2 separate regions of the Homo sapiens genome follow, and region 1 is linked to region 2. A link is a contact called in ENCODE Hi-C or POLR2A ChIA-PET data. All regions are on one chromosome and are shown on one strand. Each heading gives the region's core, a stretch centred on a gene start or an enhancer-like site at or near the end of the contact. The rest is flanking DNA. Distances are from core to core; before and after follow the strand shown. Region 1 overlaps MAP3K7CL (MAP3K7 C-terminal like). Region 2 holds the start of USP16 (ubiquitin specific peptidase 16).

Region 1 (3,970 bases), core at 1,216-3,715, 130 kb before region 2:
AACAAGAGCTCAGTACGTGTAGGTACCTGAACCATGAATTCAGCACAGTTAACTATGTGGCAGCGAAAAAGTTCTAGAACTCTACATAAAGGATTCACAACTTTAAGATAACATAGAGAGCAGCCGTGTAAAGGGAGATATGTCTTTTGCTGCTGTAATTTAAAAGGAAAACTGAAAAGTACATTAATAACTTTCTTAAGAAGGGAGAGGCCTTCCCTGCCTCACCCCCAGCTTACCACCTGTAATGATTTTTACTAAGTGGGAAATGTTGTCATTTGTTCTTTTTTTACTACTGGCACCTCTTAATTGTGGGAAATTCAAGATGTTGTTATCTATAGGTAGAGCGATCATGCCACTAAGCATATGTGATGATAGGTAGTACATATTTCAAGATATCCACACGTGCTTTCAGCAGCATGATCATGCTATCTATACATAATAATATTTTCAAGACTTCCCATCATAAAGAAGGGACAATCAAAAAAGAATAAGCCTAAAATACTTTGTATCCAGTTTTCAGGGAGTACAAAGATTCCAGGGGTCACTTCAGCCTCTGGATCCTAAAAACTAAGCCTTCAACTTGACATAAAACTCAGCACCACTTCAAATGTTCCAAGTTTGTATGAAAACATTAAAGAGCAATATAGATTTCTATTTTTTAAGTAAAGAGGAAGGTTATATTGCATAACCCACCAAAACATTGTAAAATTCTCTCATTTGTTGCCATAGGAAGAGGGAAATAAGGAATTGTTGTTTAATGGGTACAGACTTTCTATTTTGCAAGATGAAAAAGTTCTGGAGATCGGTTGCACAACAATGTGAATATACTTAACACTACCAAACTGTACACTTAGAAATGGTTAAGATGGTAAATTTTACCATATGCGTTTTTACCCATAATAAGAAAAAAATCAATGCAAAAAAAATTATTTCATTAAACCTTTCTGCTGTCTCTAGCCCATCTTCTAAGCAGTGCTACCAGGGTTACCTAGGAGAGGCTGACTCCATTTGTACTCAATCTTTTGCTCTTTCCCAAATTTCTCCCCAGAGAACTTCAAATTTCTCACCCCTTTATAATCTCGAGCCATTCACTGGTAACCCCAAACATTGTTGAGCAAATCAAAGTGCTCTCCGGTCAACGGAATCTACTGTTCTTAGAGGGCAGTTGACATCATTGGCCATTTACCCCAGCCAGGAAACTGATCAAAGAATTTGCTTAAATATATATGGTTCTTGTCCCAGCAGGAATTCTGGTGAATACAAGTATTAAGATATTCAGGTTTTATACCTAATACAAAAAGTGGCACTATAGAATAATGTGATGTGTTGTTCCATGTAGGATGGAATAACTCTCATTGCTTTGTGATATAATGTGTGTATGTATGTTGTATCATCAGGTCCTGACTGAGGGTAATCCTCTCTTACCTTACCTTTTGAGAGGTAATCCCTCAAAATAAGAGACAATATATGGCCAACAGTATTAATCAAACACAAGCTTCTGCCTGAGGAAATCGATTCTTAGAATTCAAGAATCAGGTTTCCAGTTTAAAAATGGAGTGTCAGTACGCTTAAGTAACATGACATGTAAAACACTGGCACTCATGAATTAACTGGCTGTACGTGGGTTTATGTAACACATGCTCAAATTAAAAACTGTAAAATAACTTAAAAGAATACCTGTGGGTAACTAGATGAGAAAACATCTATTAACTTCTTGGAATAAAAGAAACACTATTTCAGTTCTCATTGCTTGATTTTGACTATTCTTGTCAGAGAGATTTTCATAGTTATAAGCCCATGCTGGGAATGGATGTACGATAAATAAACTCTTAATGTTGATAGTTAATTATTTTTCACATCAGGAGGAAAAAAATTCCCTTGTTATTTTCTCCACAATGATGCTACATCCTCCAATTTTGGATACACTTATCCCACCTTCCTGCTTAAAGAATGAAATATTGCACTCCAAAGAAAAGGAATCCAAAGATAGTTGAGTTGATAAATTGAAGAATAAAGATACTGCTAATGTACTAGAGCACAAATTCTGTGCGGTCACAGCAGCAGCTTTTCAGATGCACTCCCTGCCATCGTATCTGGTTTACTATACAACGCAGCCAGTTCTTAGGAGGTGAAATTAACACCTTCTCCTAACAGCGCCTCAAGCCAACTTTGAAACACATGTTTCCAAGACACAGACTGGGGCTTGGGTGAGGTCACAGCCCAGGAGGAGATACTTCCTCCTCGCCCACTTTTCCTCCATCTCCGCCTCCTCCCGCTGCCGCCTGAGGATGGAGCTCGCAAGGGCTTAATATTTCATGGCAGTGCAGCGTGAAGGAGCTGCTGCTATCTCTGGTATCCGCCCCAATTATCAGGACCGATTTAACAAGATGAAGTAAGAGAGAAACCGCAGGGTCCGGTTCCAAGAATGCCGGCTTGAGCCACACGGTGCTATGGTGCTGTTCTGCTCTCTGCCTGAGCTTGCCGGTTCATAGCAAGCTCCTCCCGAAGTGGATTCCACTCCCTGGAACAGACCCCATGGGGAAGGACCCAGCCAAGCCACCCTCAGCTAGGAGCAAAGCCGGCTCGGGCGTTTCCGTTTTCTATTTGGCTTCTGCGAATACTACTGGCCCCATCCTCTTCAAAAATGTCAGAATTTAATTTTCCTATCCCAGCTTCCCACACAGGAGATATATTTAGGAAGCTAAACATTCTACACTCGCTGAGCACTCTTTGTATTTATTCCTTGATTCTCAGGGTTACCTACTTTTGGGAAAGATGGGGGTGTCTGATTTAAATTTACATTACATTGTAATGTCTTAAAATTAACAAGCATCGTTTGTTAAAACTGAGAGGAAAAACACAGTCCATGCTGATTTCGATATTTAAGAACTCTATTATCTTAGAACTTTAAATATTTTAAGAAATGACATTTATATAGTATCTACATTACAGTACAAGTTGAGCACTATCAATTATACTACAGAACTTATACATCATGTTACACTGGAGTAAAGTATATTTAAGTCATTTCTGTTGACATAAACAATATCAAAAGGAGAAAGAACACAAGAGTAGCAAACTTTTTGAACAAGCCATACCTAAATGACAACTGAGCTTCTCAAAACAAACAAAAAATTAAAGGCATTATTGAAAAGCTCCAAAGTATCTATATATGTTTTCTGTGTGGACACAGCAATCAAAGAAAAATTGCAGTATACAATACTTTTCAATGTGTGTATGAGAGAAAATGTCAGCTACGTCTGGTGCTTTCTATGAGAATATACCCTAACCACATTTCCAGATGGATGTTAAAGACCAGTGTAGCAGAATCCTGGAAGGCTAGACTTCTTCATTTTCTATCATTTTCATTTCCCAGATGTCAAGCAATATATTGATGCAAAATCTAAAAGAAGTTTTCGGAGAGGCTGCTTGGATAACAGGATATTATGGTACACAACTGAAGCTACGAAATTGTTTATTTGTGGAGGTGACATCAGTTTCTGGACTTATCAGACTCTGTTAGTTCAGTGTGTACCACAGAGACACCTGTCACTGTCATCTCAGATTAGATAGGAGGACTTTAAGGAGGGATTGAAGCTATTGCTCAATTTGGTTAAAAAAAAAAAAAAGTCATATTGTTCTCGAAGCACCTTGGCTTAATGAAAAGAAGAGGGCATCAGAACTTCTATCCCTAACTTAAAAATTCAAGCAGATGCTTTTATTTCATTTTACATGAATAAAAATAAATTACTTATTCTTAAGTATTTCATTCAATAAATAATTTCACCAGAGAATGAAATTTACATTAATTGAGCAATTATTTTGTCAAGGACTGTGCTAGATCTACTCATTACCGTATTTAATTCCCACAACAATGTGAGATTGATATCATTATCTCCACTTTGCAGTTGAGGAAAGTGAGCTTTCAAGAGAGTAAATAACATGCTGGAAATCACAAATTTAGCTGAGA
Region 2 (3,833 bases), core at 1,101-3,600:
CTCCCAGTTATGCCATTTTTATCATATCACTCTCTTGATCGGAAGCATTTAACAGTTTCCTGGACCACACTCCCTAAACTTTGCACTCATAGGCCTTTATAAATTCGGCCCCATTGCTCGGCTAATCCTGACTTTCTATTACACCTCAACAACAACAAAAAAAACCACTAAAGTTATAACTATATAGTGCTTTTGATCTTCAAAGCCCTTTCACAAACATTATCACATCGGATTTTCATAACAACACTTTAAATAGAGGCATTTCACTCAAGGAGAAAAGTCAGGAAAAAAAAATGGTGAAAGATCACACAAACGATGAGCTAAAAGGCAGATGTTGTCTGGGTGCGGTGGCTCACGCCTGTAATCCCAACACTTTGGGAGATCGAGGTGGGAGGACGGCTTGAGGCCAGAAGTTCAAGACTAGCCTGGGCAACAAAGCGACACTCTATCTCTACCAAAAAAAAAAAAAAAAAAAAAAAAGGTAAAATGCAGATGTTTGGGTTTCAAGACCACCACTTTTTACCTGCCAATCAAGTCTGTCTCTTTTTTTTTTTTTTTTTTTGAGACGGAGTCTTGCTCTGTCGCCCAGGCCGGAGTGCAGTGGCCCGATCTCGGCTCACTGCAACCTCTGCCGCCCGGGTTCAAGTGCTTCTCCTGCCTCAGCCTCCCGAATAGCTGGGATTACAGACGCCCACCACCACACCCGGCTAATTTTTGTATTTTTAGTAGAGACGGGGTTTCACCATCTTGGCCATGCTGGTCTGAACTCCTGACCTCGTGATCCACCTGCCTCGGCCTCCCAAAGTGCTGGGATTACAGGCGTGAGCCACAGCACCTGGCCAAGTCCTTCTCTTGTACTCCACTCCAAAACACTTTGTACCCTCCCCGCCTTGATGTCTTTGATTTCTAGCTGTAATATTCTATCTAAATCTTACCAATCTTGGAAGCTCTCCATTTCAAGGAAGCCTTAGACAATCATTCTACTCTAAATAAACCTCTCCACTGAACTTCCCCAGTATTTATGGTATGCTCTAGTCATCTTGTCCCCTTATCCCATATTCTAGTGAATTTCTTAAATCTTTAATCTGGGTTTATGTTATTTCTGTAAGCAGAATCTAAAGTTCTTAGAAAAATAAATGGTTTCAAGCACAGTTTTGGAACTGCCTATAATATCTAGCATAATGTTAGTACATAGCAGGTCCTGAAGAAATACTTCTTGCATTGAAATAGAAAAATAGAATAGTACCTGAGGCATAAAGGATGATTACAAGGTGCAAAGGTAGGTACATAAGAATGAAGCAAACAAGTTCTGGTGAAAAAGAAAAGGGTGAAAAATGAGAAGTCAGAAGTCTGCAGTAGTGAAGACAGCACTAGTAAATCTGGTTTGAGGATTGCAGCAGCTTAGACTCCATAGGAAAACTTGAAAGACGAATTGTTAATTACTGCAGGCAGAGGACAGAGGGGTCACTCCAGTGCTGCGGAAAGAGCCTCAGTAAAGTTCTGACAACTATAAAGGCAACTAATGAGTCATGAGGAGAGCATATTGTGACTTCCATCAGCTATAAAACATCAATAAACTTAATACACTTTTCAAGTAGTGTCATCGGATGAGCATTAACGTCTTAGTGAAATGACTCTTCGCAGGACTCCATACAAAATCTAAATCAAAGATAGTCTTGCCGGTTCTCATATTATTCCAAGTCTCTTCACTCTCTGCCCTCCCAGTCTTCCCCTGCCTACTCGGTTCCATTAAAAATGTAAGCGTGTGGAAAACTTTGTCAGCAGGTGTTAACGTGGCTTTCAAGTTTTGCGTATATCAATCCCCTCCTAGATATAGTCAATTGGATAAGTGACAGATCCTGCTTTTCCTACCAGCCGTATGAACACGGCTGCAAATCCAGCTCCAACCCATAGGGAAGTCCCTGCCACGCGCCACCCACCCATTTGCTCGGCGCCTGCCACACCTTCCCTCTCCTCCCCTTCTAACTGCTCCGATCCCACGGGGGAACCTCTGGGTCCACGGGGTCGAGAAGGCCGCCAGCAGCGGCATCTCATTGGCCAGCTTCTGGAACTGACAGAACATGCAGCCAATGAGATCGCAGTACCGGAAAGTAGCCGGGTTACGTGCTTAAGGAGAGCGGCCTTCAAGAAGAGAACGAAGTTGGGGCGGAAAACAGGAGCTCTCCCAGCGCAGAAAGCCAGGCGAGCGACGACTGCCAGGCAGTGGGACCAGAACTCACCCACGGCGACAGAGCCCATAACTGCATCCCCTCATGGGCCTTTGGGCTGGGCAGCCAGCTCCGTCTTCCTCCTGGTGACGAATTGAGAGCGACGGAGTCGAAGCCAGAGTGACCCCTGGAAAGCAATAACTTCCGGAACGCGGCATTATGGGAAGTGGCTAGGCCACCACCACCCCACCCCCACCTCCCGGGACCATCGGCTCTGACGCTAGTAAATCTGCGCCTGCGTGCGGCTTGCGCCGGATGTTCGGGTTTAGGGGTTTGGTTGTCAATGGGTTTTCTCGTCTCTGACATAACCACGAAGTTATATAAATGCTCCTGAAGTGTGGGCATCCGGTGGTGGTCTGAGCCTTGGAGTTTCCTAGATGGTTACCTTTCTGGAACACATTATATTTGGAGCTAAAAGGGGGAACGCTTAAATTTGTTTCCGTAATTCTGTCCTGTCGACTTCTAAAACTGAGTACCTAAGTTGTCTTGAATTTACCTTCCTGCACCATGTCAGAATAAAAAACGCAGCGAGTGATTTTTTGTTTGTTTGAGACGGAATATCCCTCTGTCGCCCAGGCTGGAGTGCATTCTTCTGCCTCAGCCTCCCGAGTAGCTGGGACTACAGGCGCACGGCACCACGCCCAGCTAAAATTTTTGTATTTTTAGTAGAGACGGGGTTTCACCAATTGGCCAGGCTGGTCTCCAACTCCTGACCTTGTGATGCGCCCGCCTCGGCCTCCCAACGTGCTGGGATTACAGGCGTGAGCCACCGCGCCCGGCCGCGAGAGTGAATTTTTAAAGCAAAACCGAAAGACGGTGTCAGATAAATTGCGGGGGAGGAGGGGATTTTCAAATATTTACTGTCCATTCTTTGAAAATTTGTAAGTGCGAGCCCTGGCGCGGTGGCTCACCCCTGTAATCCCAACACTGGGAGGCCGAGGCGGGTGGATCACGTGAGGTCAGGAGTTCGAGACCAGCCTGGCCAACGTGGTGAAATCCCGTCTCTACTAAAAATACAAAAAATTAGTCGGTCGTGGTGGCGGGCGCCTGTAATCCCAGCTATTCGGGAGGCTAAGGGGGAGAATCGCTTGAAGTCTGGAGGCAGAGGTTGCAATGAGCCAAGATCACTCCATTGCACTCCAGCCTGGGCAACAAGAGCAAAACTCCCTCTCAAAAAGAAAAAAAGAAAATATGTAAGTGCACACTTTGTGCCAAGCCTTTCCTCAAATGAATTAAACATAGGCCTCTCTGCCCTGGAGTCTTAGTTTAGTAGAGAAGATAGTAATCGCTACCGTGGGGGTCGGGGGAGTTGCAGATAGCTATAGAAAAATAGATATGTAAACAGGTAATTCACCATAAAAGAACAATTGGTCATAAAATAAATGTCCATCCTTACTAATCAGATAAAAGGAGTTTAAGATGGTGGCATACTAACCACCAGAGTAACATTTGGTTAAATTTGGGGGAAAACTAGCTCTCTTGCTTTTTACTGCTGAGATAATTTTTGTTTTATTTACTTATTTATTTATTTATTGAGACCGGGTTGCACTCTGTTACCCAGGCTGGAGTGCAGTGGCACGACCTCAGCTCACTGCAACCTCCACC

Evidence for each region. Hi-C counts contacts between places; a loop is a spot of excess contacts on that map. ChIA-PET counts read pairs that join two places held with the same protein, here RNA polymerase II (POLR2A). Pooled maps may share reads with other maps.
Region 1: a pooled map shows a loop between it and region 2 (2.1-fold over the local background). The contact joins the enhancer-like site here to the promoter of USP16 in region 2. A Hi-C loop is called at or near these places in 5 of 50 pooled maps. POLR2A ChIA-PET finds 5 or more read pairs at or near these places in 3 of 52 experiments (AG04450, MCF 10A and activated B cell).

What each region holds. Positions count from the first base shown.
Region 1 is chr21:29,154,051-29,158,020 of GRCh38, reverse strand. All of the region lies in intron 3 of MAP3K7CL (MAP3K7 C-terminal like), which reads right to left. Among named protein-coding and RNA genes, the nearest start is that of MAP3K7CL, 25 kb to the right of the region's middle. Within about 2 kb of position 2,465, at least 15 of the 41 ENCODE cell types and tissues checked have a DNase peak (open chromatin) inside an H3K27ac peak, as active enhancers do.
Region 2 is chr21:29,023,185-29,027,017 of GRCh38, reverse strand. It overlaps USP16 (ubiquitin specific peptidase 16), which reads right to left and starts at 2,350. Exons shown (of 18, transcript NM_006447.3): 1 at 2,241-2,350. RefSeq lists an enhancer at 2,085-2,474.